Regions from separate parts of the Homo sapiens genome. Here region 1 is linked to region 2. A link is a loop called in an ENCODE intact Hi-C map of the cell type or tissue named here. Cell type or tissue: B cell. All regions are shown on one strand. Links, peaks and the distances in the headings refer to the core of each region. The heading gives the core; the rest is flanking DNA. Region 1 overlaps PITPNC1 (phosphatidylinositol transfer protein cytoplasmic 1). Region 2 holds the start of LOC124904045 (a long non-coding RNA gene).

What was found. Hi-C counts contacts between places; a loop is a spot of excess contacts. Peaks named below come from ENCODE experiments on the same cell type or tissue, not always from the same donor. Only the 100,000 strongest peaks of a DNase experiment are listed, where the experiment ranks them.
Region 1: a loop joins it to region 2, with 2.0 times the contacts of the local background. A loop is called at or near these places in 2 of 110 quality-filtered maps.

Annotation. Positions count from the first base shown.
Region 1 is chr17:67,482,679-67,491,076 of GRCh38, forward strand. The region is part of intron 1 of PITPNC1 (phosphatidylinositol transfer protein cytoplasmic 1); the gene reads left to right. Among named protein-coding and RNA genes, the nearest start is that of MIR548D2, 15 kb to the left of the region's middle. RefSeq lists enhancers at 4,656-4,745, 6,595-6,834. In B cell, for the core only: no CTCF peak of the experiment used is centred there; a DNase peak (open chromatin) is centred at 4,503.
Region 2 is chr17:67,569,976-67,578,209 of GRCh38, forward strand. It overlaps PITPNC1 (phosphatidylinositol transfer protein cytoplasmic 1), which reads left to right. Exons shown (of 9, transcript NM_012417.4): 5 at 8,211-8,234. LOC124904045 (a long non-coding RNA gene) reads right to left here and starts at 5,370. Exons shown (of 3, transcript XR_007065879.1): 1 at 5,220-5,370. In B cell, for the core only: no CTCF peak of the experiment used is centred there; DNase peaks (open chromatin) are centred at 4,936 and 5,486; H3K4me3 peaks cover 460 bases.

The DNA of each region.
Region 1 (8,398 bases), core at 144-8,143, 87 kb before region 2:
TTGGTGCTTTGGTGATCTTTTCAGGAAAATCTGGTTTCGGAAGCCCCATAAGGCGAGAATTATTGCAAATAAGGCCCAGATTTGAAAATTGCTGTTTTGCAAATTGTGCTTATTCTAGGAATAATGATTTCTACAGCTGGGAAGAACTTTAAAAATTGGGTGAACCAGTTGCCTGCTTTGACAGATGAGGTACTGCAATGCAGAGAGGTCAAGCTAGTTGCTGGGGTCACCTAGCTCATTTGTGACAAAACTAGGAACCGTGGGTCTGACTCAGTCCTCTGCCCTGCCGCCCTGTACCACAGTAGGCCTCTCTATATTATGCCGCTTGGTAGTCACCCACCTTGCTTCCTACCATCAAAAGGAACTTCTGGTAGAAACTCCTTTCACAGCCTCCTGATCTGCAGGAGTGATGAATTTAGCCTGGGATGAACTGGGAGTGGCAGAGCCATCTTTAAACCCCAGGTCCTTTCTGGATGCTTTGTTTGCAGAAGAGCTGCAGAGATCATGAGGGACATTTCTTGATTCATATTAATCAGAAACTCATTTGGGGCAGAATTTGAACTTGTAGCCAATTTTATAAGGAAGTTTCACAGCTAAAACCTCTCTGTGTTGTAAAAGGAGGTCATACTACCCTAAAATGTCACAAAACATTTTACTTCTTCCAAAAGTACAAGTAATCCTGGTATCCAGATAAAGAAGTTTTAATTTGTTTTTATTGGTTTACCTTGCCTCAGAGTTCTGAGTGTTGGATTTTCACTGTGACAACAAAAATAAAATATTTCCTGCTTATTGTAAAGCGGTCAAAGAGCTGAAAAGCAATACCATCTTTTAGAATGCATTTCTTACCCTTCTTTGATCAACATTAAGATGCGTTGCCACTCTGGGGTATGATTCTGGTTTGATCGTTGCAGTGTTTTGGAAAATGTTTGATGGCCTATAGGTTTATTGATTTCAAAGACTGTAAATCCATCTGCCCATCTATCCATCATTCACCCTCCTATCTGAGAGCAGTGTGGGAAGCTTCTACTGAAGTACCAATAACTTGGATTGGTAGCCTTCAAGCCCTGGGGGGACTTGGTAATTCCACACTTAAGTTTTTCTACCTGAAAAACATATAGCTCTTAAATTTCAAAATACAGCTTCGTTTATGCCTGAAGAGGAGAAGTTTCATAACGCAGCCAGCACTGTTGGTTGTCATGCAATAACCATTCTCCCTTCACCCTTGCTAACGTTTTCTTTCTTTTTTTTTTTTTTTTTGAGGTGGAGTTTTGCTCTTGTTGCCCAGGCTGGAGTGCCGTGGCATGATCTTGGCTCACTGCAACCTCCACCTCCCAGGTTCAAGCGATTCTCCTGCCTCAGCCTCCCAAGTAGCTGGCATTACAGGCATGTACCACCATGCCTGGCTTATTTTGTATTTTTAGTAGAGACGGGGTTTCTCCATGTTGGTTAGGCTGGTCTCGAACTCCCCACCTCAGATGATCCGCCTGCCTTGGCCTCCCAAATTACTGGGATTACAGGGGCGAGCCTCCACACCCAGCCTGTTAATAACGCTTTTCTTCATTCCATTTTCTTGCCTGTGAGATGTGCATAAGACCCAGCTCAGAGAGTTGTTGTTGGTTCCTACTCTCTAACTTTGCCTAATTAGATTTCTGTTAAGCTTGAGATCATTTATAGCCAACTTTTTCCATATTAAAATCATAAGCCTCTGTTGAAAGGTTTTGTTAGTCCAAATTGGAACCGTCTTGACTTCGCATCAAATCATTCATCTCTAGCTCAGTCGCCACATAAGCTTGTATAATTCTCTCAGGGCTTCTGTCATTGTTAATTTACATCTGACCTTGTTCTGAAAACTATTTAAGGCAGTGGAGCCCTAACTTAGAACTTGCTGGCTTTTAACTTTGCCAGTTGGTCTGGACCTGTGAAAATATTTATCCAATCCCCTAAGAAATCAGAGTAAAGATTTTCATGAAAACTTCTAGCCGGGCACAGTGGCTCATGCCTGTAATCTCAGCACTTTGGGAGGCCGAGGTGGGCGGATCACTTGAGGTCAGGAGTTCGAGACCAGCCTGGTCAACATGGTGAAACCTAGACTCTACTAAAAATACAAAAATTAGCCAGGTGTGATGGTGTGTGCCTGTAATATCAGCTACTTTGGAGGCTGAGGTAGGGGAATCGCTTGAACCCGGGACATGGAGGTTGCAGTGAGCTGAGATCATGCTACTGCACTCCAGCCTGGGTGACAGAGCGAGACTCCATCTCAAAAAAAAAACTTCCAAAACCATTTTTACATATTGGTTTATTTTGACTCTTGATCGTTGTGCCAAGAAAGTTGATTATGACTAGCGTTTCCATCTTACAAATAGGGAAATGGAAAACTCAGAAAGGTCAAGTGACTTCCCTGAGGTTGGTAAGGAGTGGTAGAGCCAGGATTTGAACCTGGGCAGTGTAGCCACAGGGTCCTCACTCTTAACCACTTGGCTAAACTGTCTTCATATACGTATGTATGCATGTGTTTGGTTCCCGGTGGTGATGCCATGGGGAGCATTTACCATGAGCGCAGTGGGAAAAGCATGGAGCATGCTGGAAGGCATGGATGCTTACATTTTCATTCCGGATTTGTGGATTTTGCACTAGGGTATCTGCTAGGCCATGAACTAGAATTGTGTACTGAGAGTCATCATTAGTTGGGTGATTTTTTTTTTTTTTTTTTTTTGACATAGGCACTGCTCTGTCGCCCAGGCAGTGGTGTGATCTTGGCTCACAGCAACCTCCGCCTCCTGGATTCAGGCGATTCTCCTACCTCAGCCTCCTGAGTAGCTGGGATTACAGGCACTCACCACCACCCCTGGCTAATTTTTGTATTTTTAGTAGAGATGGGGTCTCACCATGTTGGCCAAGCTGGTCTCTATCCACCCACCTCAGCCTCCCAAAGTGCTGGGATTACTGGTCTCAGCCGCCGCACCCGGCCAATTAGTTAGATCTTTCTACGGAAGAACAACTGACTTGCCAATTTAGTCTGTAAGATCAGGAGTTGAGGGACATTGGAACTACAGAAAAACATTATTAAAGATGACTCTTAAGATGTCAAGAGGAAAGAAAAATGACTTCTTCGGTCAAAAAAAGAGCAAAAGCTATCACGCTGTATGAGCCACAAGCTGAAGGCTGTCTTCTGGGGGCGGCTTAAATGCATTAGATTAGTCTGCAATGTGGATTAAGGGACCGTGGGATTTAATAACTTGCGTATTAAAGAATGGCTCTGCAAATGTTACCCTAACATAAAAATGTAAGCATTCTAATTGAATTTAGAAGCAATAGTATTAAAATTTCTTCTGGTGATGCTCCTTAGACGCATTAAATAAAATATCAAAAGTCACAATTGATTAAACTGAAACTTTAGCATGAGAGTTATTAAGCATTAAATTCTGCTGCTAGAGGTTTTTATTTTATTTTTTCCTGACATGTACTCAGAAAATTCTCCCTTTACATAATTTATGGTCATTCTGCTGTTTAAATGTGCCAAAAAATGTTCTCGGAGTTTTGGCAGTGTTTTGAAATAGAGTATATTATCTTAGTCTTGGGCTATATATATATAATGAACACTCAATATATATTGATGGTGGTGTTTTCATGAGTTGAAGTCTCGCTGTGGGCAAAGGAAGGAATAGGCTATTCTATTACATCTGATGCTTAGCCTGCCTTTAATGAGTAATGTAGAAAAATAGACCTCTTCTTCCTCCTATGGCAAGTCTGTATGTAGTCTTGCTAAGCTTGTGTCTGCCCACAAATCCTAATGAGAAGATGGCATTGATCGGAGATGGTAGCAAAGTACAGCTGGGATACTGCTGTCCATATGTTCCATGGTTCCAGAATTCCAAGGACTACAGACAGCCTTGTAGAAATCACAAAGCATGAGTGATAGTTATAAGCAAAGAGGTCTTCTCCTTTTTATCCAAGGACAAGCAAATGGCAGGGAGGCAGAAAGGTGACGTTTTGAATCTGTAGACACATAACGAGGAATGTGGTTGACTGAAAAGTGTCTATGCATTTAGGGCGGTGAGAGCAGACAGTTAGGGGCATCCAGGAAACCTCCTCCTCTCTTGCCTTTCAGGGTGTCTCCTGGAGTCCCGAGTGTGGCATGTTCTGCATTCAAGAGTATTGTGGAGGCCAGACGTGGTGAAACCCCATCTCTACTAAAAATACAAAAATTAGCTGAGCGTGGTGGTGCATGTCTGTAATCCCAGCTACTTGGGAGGCTGAGGCAGGAGAATCACTTGAACCTGGGAGGCGGAGGTTGCAGTGAGCTGAGACTGCACCACCGCACTCCAGCCTGGGCAACAGAGCAAGACTCTGTCTAAAAAAAAAAGAGTACTGTGGAATTCATTCTTATGTAGCTGTATGAAAAAGAAAACCAACATCATAAAATATGAGTACTAGTTTGAAGTCCATTACAGACAAATCACACCATTTTTATGTTAGACCACCCCAACCACTTCCCTTTTTTGTTTTTGTTTATTTTGACAGGTTCTCGCTTTGTCACCCAGGCGGAAGTGTAGTGGCACGATCTCAGCTCACTGCAACCTCTGCCTCCCAGGTTCAAGCAATTCTCTTGCCACAGCCTCCTGATTAGCTGGGATTATAGGCACTCACCACCACACCAGGGTAATTTTTGTATTTTTAGTAGAGGTGGGGCTTCACCATGTTGACCAGGCTGATCTCGAACTCCTGGCCTCAAACGATCCACCCACCTCGGCCTCCCAAAGTGCTGGGATTACAGGCATGAGCCACCACACCCAGCCTCCTTTTTGTTATTGCTCAGATTTACAGAAATTTATTTTGCAAAATTTTACCTCGAAGAAACAAGCGAGTGTTTCTCTGTATCCATCTGAGCTCAGGAGGATGCCCAAGTGAAAGGTGTTTAATCCAACTTCTGTTGAATGATTGACTTCTCAGGGACTGTTAATTTGTAAACTCTAAGAAAGGGGGAAAGTTTAAGTTTTTCCGGCTGCCAAACTTTGGGCTTCATGGTGAATCATCAGGACAGGCTTTCTAGGCCAAGTGTAAGCGCTGTTCTGGGGGCCACTGGTCTGAGGGTGGGGGAGCAGGATGTGTTTATTTAGATGCACGGCCAGAGTTCACACACTTGGGGTTTGGGATCAGCCTCCAGGGCCTAAGTAATTTCTCCCAGGAGATGTCTTCGCATCTTATACCCTGTATAGGATCATCACGGACTGCTGATTGAAGAAAAGGGTTAGGACCACTGATCAGAGAGAAGCTACGATTTTTTCTTTTCTGTCTGTCACAGAGGTGTCAGTAAAGGAGAAAGCTTACTTGAAAGGTTTGGATTACCGAGCAGCTCAAAAGAGCTGTTGCTGGCGGGATTTTCTCCTTGCTGAAGTTTTTCTTTGCCCCTAGAATACTAAGCAAAAAGGAAAGAAAAGATGAAAGGTAAGTCCCTCTTTAAAAATACATTGAGTCAACCCATCGCAGAAAAATACAGATTTCTCAACTGACAAATAAGCGGCATCACTGCATTTGGGAATCAGAAAAAGTCCCCACGATAAAGTTATTTGGGAATTAATCAACACTTGGCTCATCCTAGGCGTGGAGCGCTTCGGAATTCACCTCGTGTTGCTTGGAAGCTGGCAGCCCGGTTGTTATATAATGTGAACCCAGAGGCCTGCCAGACGGCCCTCCCTGTGCCCCGGGGGAGTTACAAGGCTCTGTAACTCTTGGAGTCAGTCAATCCTGCAGAACAGAGTCCAGGGGCCTGGTGTGTGCTGTGTTTTACAGATGACACATTAACCTTTGAAATTCTGTCCTCAGTCACCTTCATCAATGCCTGAGCGAACGAAGGAAGGGCCACATGTGGGCTCTTTTTTTGTTCACTTTTCCAAATGGAGATAAGACATGTAACAAAATTTACCATCTTAACCATTTTTAAATGTACAGTTCTGTGTTATTAAGTGCATTCCTATCGTTGTACCAGTATCACCACTATCCATCTGCAGAACTCTGCATCTTGAAACTCTGTGCCTGTTCAGTGGTAACTGCCTGTTCCCCTCCTGGCAGCCCCTGGCAGCCGCCCGTCTCTGAATTTCAGAGCCACTTTCTGTCCCTGAGTTTGACTACTCTAGGTACTCACATAAGTAGAATCACACTGTATTTGTCCTTGTGTATCTATCTGGCTTATTTCTCTTAGCGTAATATCCTCAAGGTGCATCTGTGTGGTAGTGTGTATCAGAATTTCCTTCCTTTTCAGGAGTGAATAATATTCCATTGTACGGATATACCATGTTTTGTTCATCCATCCATCCCTCCGTGGATGGACATGGGTTGTTTCCACCTTTTGACTATTGTGAATAGTACTGCCATGAACACAGTTATACAAATACCTGTTTGAGCCTCTGCTTTCTGTTCTTTGGGGTACTTTCCCAGAATTGGAATTGATGGGTCATACGGTAACAGACTCCTTTTTTAAAAAAGAAAAGTATCTTGAGAACTTGGGAGAGCCACCCTAGGAGTACTTACTGGGCTGGATTGTTTGCTCCGTCTCCTTTTGCCTCCAGGTACAGCCCATAGGCCTCTGTCCTCACAGATGTGGTATGGAAGAGTGGCCCTGTTCCAGGGTGAGATCACCAGTGTAGACCTTCTCAGTTTGACCCTACATCTGATGAACCCCCAAAAGCACAGAGAGGATCTCAGAATGAACTAAAGATCATGGGCTATAAATGACTCCTTCCTTCTCCTTTTCTTCCTTGGATGACAAAGATTGTGGTCACTATACAGTTATGGTGGCCTCAAGTCTGGTAAATCAATGATGTTTCATGTTAGCTGCTCACGGGATTCACCTTGTGGCTTATTGATGTCCAGACCCCGCCTCTGATCCCGCCTCTAGAGATTCTGATTTCATTGGTTTGAGTCCTGGCCTCAGCATGGGGACTTTTGAAAGCTTCCAGGCGAGTCTAATATGCAGCCAGGGTTCTGTAGCACCCAAGTGAATTACTGAACCCGAACCTTTTCTCAATCCCTTTCATGCTGTCTGTTGTCTTTTTGGTTATTTCTTTTTTCTTTTTCTTTTTTAATTTGAGATGGAGTCTCGCTCTGTCCCAGGCTAGAGTGCAGTGATAGGATCTTGGCTCACTGAAACCTCTTCCTGCCAGGTTCTAGCAATCCTCCCACCTTAGCCTCCCGAGTAGCTGGTATTACAGGTGTGCACCACCACGCCCGGCTAATTTTTGTATTTTTAGTAGAGACGGGGTTTCACCATGTTGGCCAGGCTGGTCTCGAACCTCAAGTGATCCATCCCCCTCGGTCTCCCAAAATGCTGGGATTGCAGGCGTGAGCCACCACACCCAGCCAGGTTATTTCTTTGGAGCATATCTTCAGATTTGTACATCTCAGCCCAAGGTTTAAAGATTTGGAAACAGGCTTTTCTGTGTGTGTGTGTGTGTGTGTGTGTGTGTGTGTGTGTGTGTGTGTGTGTTTTAATTAACGAGGATGCATTATGTAACTTTGGAGCTAAGAATGAGGAATGAGGATGCATTATGTAACTTTGGAGCTAAGAATGAGGAGACCTGGGTCATACTTGTGTGTGTGTGTGTGTTATTATCTAACCAGGGATAATGAATTATTTAACTTGGCAGGATCTCAGTTTGTTGTTGTTGGTTTTTTGTTTTTTGTTTTGTTTTTTTTTAAATCTTGGCTTTAAAATTAGGGCATAGATTGGCAAACCAGATAAAAGAATGAAATTAATGATTTTTTTAAAAATGTCCCCTCTAGCTCTGACATACCACGACTCTGAATGAACAGGTGGAATTGATGGGGAGTGAGGAGGCTTGGAGAGAGAGCCCCCGGGTGTGAACCCATCCTGTTCTAACAATAATGAGCTTTGGGATGAAGAGCCTCCCCGCAGGCAGGGGACTGCTGGGAGTTTCTGGTGTCCCAGAAGAAGCCTTCAGGGCAGCTCTGATCAGTAAATAAAAGGATACGAAATAAAAATCTCAAAGGATCCGTAATGAATAAGAAAGCAGGAATGTCGTCCCCAGGGAGAAATGAGTTGGGGGCTTTGTCAGTCACGAGAGAACATAGCACAGGACTCTGGGTCCAATGGAGCTGAACGTCAGCGCCTCTGTCCCCACGAAAATAGTAACTTCCCTGACACCATCCACCTGATGCCAAGAGCTGTTTATATCAACATTTCTTCTCGGGATTCTTTCAAACTTTATACTTACTTCTCTCCTCCTCTGATTCTATTCAAGGAATGTGAATGGCTGAGGTTTTGTTTTGTTTTGTTTTCCTCTCTAGATTAGCACAGCTAATACAGTGGAATTGTGATGCCAGGGTCTATTAGTGTAGAGAAACAAAGAATGCAGTCCTGCCCTGGGCACCAGGGTTTACT
Region 2 (8,234 bases), core at 235-8,234:
AGAGGGACAGAAATGACTCACTGATTTCCCCCAGGCTCCAGGGACAGGCGTGCTTTTTTGCCTCCCCCTCTGCCTGTAAGCAGAGTCATCTCTGTGGCCTCAAGGGTTCCCAACTTCTGTTTTATGCTTCTGTTTCTTAACTTCTTTGAGCCTTGGTTTTGGCGATTGGGTTGAGTGAACCAGCGGACGTGCACCCTTTAGATCTAGGAAAGAAAAGAGTTCACGGAGATCCTGGTAGAGTTTTTGTTCCCTGCATGAAGTCAGCAGGGGGCCAAGGGAAAGCTCAGAGAAGAGGCCAGTGGAAGGGGCACCTGCCCAGAAGAAGGAGCTGCCAAGGATGGAGCCTGGGACACGTGGTGACATTTCCTCAGCAGCAGAGCAGGTCAGGGATTCAGAGTGAGTCTGGAAGAGCCCAGATCTGCTCTGTGGTTTGGCTGCCTTCCTTGCCATGGGAAGAAGCCATCAGGTGTCCTGTGGATGCCTTTCCGGAAGCCTCTGCATCCTTGCATCTTCATAGTGGAGGATCTGCCTTTGACCCCAGCTCAGCTTTCTCGTCCACATTGCCTAGGAGGGTACAATGGAGTGGACCAACATCTCTCCAGCATCTGCCAGGCGCTGCCTGGCCCTGGACATTCGTTATCTCTTTTCATTCTCACCCCACAGCTTTGAGGTTGCAATTGTCTCCATTTGATAGATGAGGAAACTGAAGCTCAGAGGGAATCGTGAATTTGCCCCAAGTCACACAGTTTGTTGGAAAAGAAGCTGCGGTTTGAACTGAAGTCTGTTTTACTCCAAAAATCTGTATTTTTTTTTTTTTTCCTACTAAATCATCATCCTCCCTCTCTGTGGGTTAGGTGCCTGCTGCTGCATCTGGACACCAGATAATGACAAGCTTGCTGACATCAGTTACTAGTAAATATCACCCTGGGCAATAAGCAGTGGCCATTGATTGACAAAGCAGGTGGCATCATAGGTGGAACTAATAAGTCAGAAAAAGCACCAATTCCCCCTTCCCTTGCACTTGCTTGAACCTCAGAGTCGGTGATGCTTTACTCAGATGAAAACCAGATGGGTGATTTGGAAGAAGGCAGCCAGCAGGCTGAGTGTTGTGTTGGTTTTCTCTTGCTGTGTAGCAAATCTCCCACAAATTTAGCAACTTAAAACAACACAAGTGGCTGGGTGCAATGGCTCATGCCTATAATACCAGCACTTTAGGAGGCTGAGGTTGGAGGATCGCTTGAGCTCAGGAGTTTGAGACCAACCTGGGCAACACAGTGAGAGCTCATCTCTACTAAAAGTAAAAAAAATTAGCTGGGTGTGGTGGTGCATGCCTGTGATCCCAGCTGTTCAGGAGGCTGAGGCGGGAGGATTGCTTAAGCCCAGGAGGTCAAGGCTGCGGCGAGCTGAGCTATACTGCATTCAAGCCTGGGCAACAGAATGAGGCTCTGTCTCAAAAAAGAAAAGAAAAGAGAAGAGAAGAAAAATAACACAAGTTTGTTATCTTGCAGTTTCCATGGGTCAGGAGTTGGAACCCAGGCTAGCTGGGTCCTTGGCTCAGGCAACTCACCAGGTAGAAATCAAGGCATCAACCAAGGTTCTAGTTTCACCAGAAATGCAGGGTCCTCTTCCACGCTCACTGGTGGTTGGCAGGATTCATTCCTTGTGGTTGAAGGACGAAGGTCGCGTTTTCTAGCTGGTTCTTCTCCGGCTGTCACTCTCAGTTCCCAGTAGACCTCTCTTGGGTCCTATCCACGTGGCTATCTCACAACTTCAAAGCCAACAAAAGAATCTCTGCTTTTTCTAAAGTGAAGTCTTGTATACACTCTCAGGAGTGACTGACTGTCTTGTCTTTTTGCTATCAATCAAAAGCTGTGCTCCCTCTGAAGGTTCTGGGGGGCAACCAGGGGAGTGACAGCCCATCATATCCCCAGGTTCTGCTCACACCCGAAGGGAAGGATTACACAGGATGTGTGCACCAGTGGCTGGGACTCTGGAGGCCATCTCAGAATTCTGTCTGCCGTGGGTTTTTCAGTCTTTCCTTCATATGCTGTGGGCCAAATGGGACTTTAGACATTCAGCATTTCCAAATGACTGTTCCTTAGAGAGCACGGGATGCTTCAGCAGCCCTTAGACATCTTTTTCTGTTTTAGCCAATGGCTGACGACCCTAGTGTCTCTCTTCTTGGAGCAAGTTCAGGTGTGGTTACATCAGGGTTCCCAACGTTTTTTCCACCCCCACACTCCTGACAGATCCCTCGGTGATATAGAATCCCTCCACCCAAGGACATTTATCAGGATCTTTAGGGAACAGCGCATATTTTGAGAAAAAGTCCAGGGTTGGAAAGTGGGGTTCCCGTCTCCCCATTGACATTGAGAATGACTAGGTTAGATGGTATATTCCTAGTGGAAGCAAAAGTCTTAGTTACAGAAAGCATTATTTGAGCAAACCTAAACTAAAGGAGATGCTTTAACACCTGAAGAAGCTGGGTAAAGCGGGGGGGGGGGGTAAAGAAGAAGGGGGGTGACTTTGATGACCACCATTCCTAGTGGTGCTGGTATTAGGGGGGCACCCTCCTGTTAGAGTGTGAGCTTACCACATGGTTGGTGAGCCTGGGACACAGATAGCTAATGGTAATGGTGACAAAGGAGATACGCGCTGTGATAAAGGGACAAACAGAATGCTGCCAGCATGCATGGGATAATCATTCCGAAGTGGTACTTGAGATGGTCTTTGAGTAAGATTTAGGAAAGAAATTTCGGGCTGAGAGTACCATGGCCAAAAAAAAAAAAAAAGACCTGACAGCAGGAAGTTTTCCAGGGAAGGGGGAGTGGACCTACCTAGATTTAGGGTGGGTCCAAATCCAATGACTTTTGTCCTTGTAAGAAGAGAAGAGAGCACAGAGACCCAGAGGGAAGAAGGGGATGTAAAGACGGAGGCAGAGACTGGAGTGATGCACCCACTCCCGGTGCCACCAACAGCTGGAAGAGACAAGGACAGATTCTCTCCCAGAGTCTTCAGAGGTAGTATGGCTCTGCCAACACCTTGGTTTCAGGCTTCTGGCCTCCAGAACTGTGAGAGAATAAATTGCTGCTGTTTTAAGCCACGCAGTTTGTGGAATTGGCTACGATAATTCTAGAGTACCAGTACAGTCAGGGAGAACATTCGCGTTCATTCTGGACCTTTCAAGTTTGATGAACCTGTAGGGTCTTTGTTGGGGATGGCCAGTGGGCACCTGGAAATGTGAGAGGAGTTGGAATTTGCGATGTTGATTTGGGAGGCATCTGCCAAAAAAGAAAAAAATCATGAAAAGTCAGAAGCAGATGAGATCACCAGGGGAGAGGGTTTGGATCAAGAAAAGAGGCTGTAGGTAGGGTAGGACCTGAGGGATCTCCTGTAGGGAAGGAGTGGAGGAGGGAGGAAAGGGTGAACTGCTGCTCAGGATGGAGGAGTTGCTCAGTCATATTGCAGTGTAGAGAGGTCTCCAGGGTGCAAATGGAAGAGTGATGCTGCTTTGGAAATCCTTTGATGATCAGGTGGGAGGTGGAAAAAGTAGAGACAGGAAGCACTGAAACTGAATACTCTTTTTTTTTTTTTTTTTTTTTTTTGAGATGGAGGCTTGCTCTGTCGCCCAGGCTGGAGTGCAGTGGCGCAACCTCAGCTCACTACAACCCCCGCCTCCCGGGTTCAAGCGATTCTTCCCGCTCAGCCTCCCGAGTAGCTGGGATTACAGGCATCTGCCATCATGCCCAGTTAATTCTTGTATTTTTGTAGAGATGGGGGTCTCACCATTGGCCAGCCTGGTCTTGAACTCCTGACCTCAGGTGATCCACACACCTCGGCCTCCCAAAGTGCTGGGATTACAGGCATGAGCCACCATGCCCGGCTACTGACTACTCTTTTAATAAGTTTTTTTATGAAGACAGAAAGAGATACGGAATTGATTATAGATGGGGGAAGAAATAGGATCAAGGGAACTTTGTGCTTATTTATTTTTTAAGACTGTGTCTCTTTTCATTATATTTTTAGGCTGTGGGAAGGAAGCAGGGAAAAGATGCAAATAATCAATGAAACAAGGTTCCAGAGAAGAGCTTACAAATAATTTGTACTGTGCACCTACTATGTGCCAGTCACTGTGCTGGGGTTTAGCTGTGTGATCTCATTGATCTTCTGAACACTCCTACAGAGCGGAAAAGGATTGTCCCCATTCTCCACCTGGGGCAACTGGGGCTGAGAACAGTAAAATAACTTGCCCAGGTTGATACATCTTGGATTTGAGCCCAAGTCAGCTGGCTCTGATGTCTCAGTGCTTTTCATTATATTATTTCTCCACTGAAAAAGAGGAGGATATATCTTTCTCGGATTCACAAAGAATAAGAAACGTAAAGAAATAAGCAGATTTGTAATGGAGGAAAGGGATGTGTCAGTGTTTCTATCATGCAGTTCATGTCCTCATTAAACTATGACTCAAAGTGATCAGCTGCAAGGGAGAGGGGAGAAAGGGTGAAGCCAGGCAAGGGACCTTGAGAGGGTAAGGGATGTAGGATAGATCAGTGGATGAGATATAACAGGGAGCCAATCAGGAAGAAATAAAAGACCTTGCTTTAAAGCTAAGCTTCCGCTAGGATTAGTGGGCTGGATTTTTGGAGAAACCAGCCTGCATGGGGGAGGCAGAAGGTTATCTTAACATGGACATCACCCCTGAGAGATTTCAGTGACGGCACTGAAGAAGCCCAGAGCCACAGATAATTCTGATTTTAACTCAAGACACCCGCACACCCCAGGACTCTGAGAACGAGTCATCAGACATCCCAAGGGGATTATCAGCCCCAACCACCTGCCGAAGGAGAAAGTACTGACCCGCTTGGAGTTACCAGGAGCTGTTCTCTGGCCACCCTGCTGAAGCCAGGTGCACTACTCCTAGCCTCGTGGCAAGGTTGCCATTCTGATATGAAAATAACCAAAGTCCCCACTCAAAAATAACAACATCTGCTAATTTGCATGGGAGTTTTGCATTTCATAATTGGGTTTAATACGCAAATGCTAAAATTCATGTGTTGGGCTAGCTAAGTGGTTTAGAGGTTCAGTGGGTAAAAACTCCTCACAGTGTTCCACTCTGGTGCACCGAGACCCACACCCACGCTCCACAACTCTGTACTCTCCCCACTCCTTGGTTTGACTCTCATATGAATTATGGGATAAAAAATACAAAATCGATTTACCTAAAGGCTTGTCGTGTCTAAGAGGGTCTCAGCCAGGGCATCCCCCCACGTTCTCATGTCTGCTTTGGGGCTCTGAGTCCTCCAGCGTCTTCATTTGAGATGAGCAGCTGCTCCTTGGTGCTACCTGAACCCGGATATAAGGGCAGCGGTTATGGAGTGAGAAGTTTGAGAGGAGACAGCAGAGAGGGTGTTAATGAATAATCGCAGGGCCTTGTTCTCCATAAAGGCAATTACTGGGATTGATTGTTTCCGTGTTTCCTTAGTCACGGTTCAGATCCCTTGTTTCACTCAGATTAAGACAGATGCGTGCTGAACGCGTCCTGGCATGTGATGTCAGGAGAATTATCGATGGCACGTCCCAGGCCTCTGTCTTCTCGTGCAGGTGCCACCAGGGGTCTCAGCTGGGCTGAAAGGGGAGCGTGGTCATTGTGCGGCTGAAGCATGTGTGTGCTATAGCCAGGTGGTTTTCCAGGTTGAGCATGCCTCAGCATACACTGGAGGGCTTGGTAAACAGATTGCTGAACCCCACCTCCAGAGTTTCTGATTTAGTTGGTCTGCTGAAGAATTTGCCTTTCTTTCTTTCTTTCTTTTCTTTCTTTCCTTCTTTCTTTCTTTCTTTCTTTCTTTCCTTCCTTCCTTCCTTCCTTCTTTCTTTCTTTCTTTCCTTCCTTCTTTCTTTCTTTCCTTTTTTTTTTTTTTTGAGACTGAGTCTCACTCTGTTGCCCAGACTGGAGTGCAATGGCATGATCTCAGCTCACTGCAACCTCCACGTCCCAGGTTCAAGCGATTCTCGTGCCTCAGCCTCCCAAGTAGCTGGAATTACAGGGGTACACCACTACACCTGGCTAATTCTTGTATTTTTAGTAAAGACGGGGTTTCGCCATGGTGGCCAGGCTGGTCTCAAACCCCTGACCTCAGGTGATATGCCTGCCTTGGTCTCCCAAAGTGCTGGGATTACAGGCATGAGCCACCGTGCCTGGCCAAGTATTTGCATTTCTAACAATTCTGGGCTGCTGGAGCTGGTCCAGAAACTCCTCTTTGAGAACCACTCAGTATGGTGAAGAGTATGGACACTGAGACCTGGCCACCTGGCTGCATGAGACTGTAGGCCATTTACTTACCCTCTCTGCACCTCCATCTCCTCATCTTTAAAGCAGGGGGGGATGGTAATAGTACCTCCTTCACGGGATTGTTGCCAGGAATAAATGAGTGAGAGCATCAGAGCATTTGTAGCAGTGTCTGGTATAGACAGTATGTGAGTACTGGAATCATGTATAAGGGATCCAGCCTCTTGGGACTGTGATGCTATCAGGCCAAGTCTGGTTTCCCCAACACCCACAGATCCCAATGCAGGTGCTGGGTCATTTTGCCCATTAGCCGTCAATCCCATCTCTGGTGGCCAAGAAAGTTAATGCCCAGCTTAGGGCTAGCTAGAGCGTGGTTACACCAACATCCATCAAAATTCTCTTCTTAAGCCACCTTAACCCTTCACATCTACTGAATGCATAGGACTTGACTCAGCGAGACTGGGGCTGTAGGGCTGGGTTGCATTTGGGGTTTCTGTCCCTCGTGTGGACAAAGACAAAGACAGGGGCTGCCTTTTCTGGTTCAGTTTCTACCCATGGATGCTGTCTGCTGAATGCATTCTTGCTGCCCAGTATTATACATTTTTAAAACATCATTTTATTAATATTTAACCCTCACAGTGTTGCTCTTAGGTAATAATTATTACTCCTGTTTTAACTCTGTTGGGGTTCAGAGAAGTTAAATGACTTATCCAAATTACATATTAAAAGCCAGGTCTCGCCCGGATGCAGTGGCTCATGGCTGTAATCCCAGCACTTTGGGAGGCCGAGGCGGGAGAATCGCATAAGGCCGGGAATTTGAGACCAGCCTGGGCAACAGAGAGAGACCCTTGCCTTTACCAAAAAAATTTTAAAAATCCGCCAGGCATGGTGTCACACACCTATAGCTGTAGTCCCAGCTACCTGGGAGGCTGAGGTGGGAGGATCGCTTGAGCCCATAGGTCAAGGTTACAGTGAGCTGTGACTGCACCACTGCACCCCAGCCTGGGTGACAAAGTAAGACTCTGTCTCAAAAATAAAAATAAAAAGAAGGCCGGGCGCCTGTAATCTGTAATCCCAGCACTATGGGAGGCCAAGGTGGGCAGATCTTTTGAGCTCAGGAGTTCGAGACCAGCCTGGCTAACATGGAGAAACCCTATCTCTACTAAAAATACAAAAATTAGCCGGGCTACACGGAAGGCTAAGGCATGAGAATCACTTGAACCTGGGAGGTGGAGGTTGCAGTGAGCCGAGACCACACCACTGCACTCCAGCCTGGGCGACAGAGCAAGACCCTGTCTCAAAACAATAAAAAATAATAAAATTTAAAAATTAAAAATAAAATTTAAAATTTAAAATAAATTTAAAAATTTTTTTTATTTTACTTTAAAAATAAATTTATGTTTTAAAAATTAAAAATAAATTTATGTTTTAAAAATTAAAAATAAAAGCCAGGTCTGTCTGACTTCAATAATCTATGACTTTAAAGTTCTACTATATCCCCTTGCTAATGTTATATGAGCATTTATATAAAGATTAAGGCTGGGTCCCCAGGAATCCAGCAATGGTAGCTGCTCCCCAAAAGTAAGCTCACCAGAACTGGAACTGGCGTGATTTAGGGGTTTGCTTTTCTAAAGCTTATGCTAGGAGTCACAGAACATATTCCTTTTGGAAATGTTCTCTTCAGGGACTTGCCCTCTACTGCTGGTTATTCTCTGTGGCCTGACCTCTGTCTGGATGAAACTGTGTTCATTGTCCTAAAGGCGGCTTTCCTTTGTCTGAATTTGGATATTGACTTAGTATCTTAACATTTCTGTTCCGGGACGGTGCTTGCAACCAAATGGCCAGGAAAGTATTCAGAAGCTCTGCTGAATATAGGAAGAGAGAAAAAATGTTATGCTAATGAAAATTTGCTTTTCTCCCACAGTGTTCCTTTCTGCCGAAATTCTCC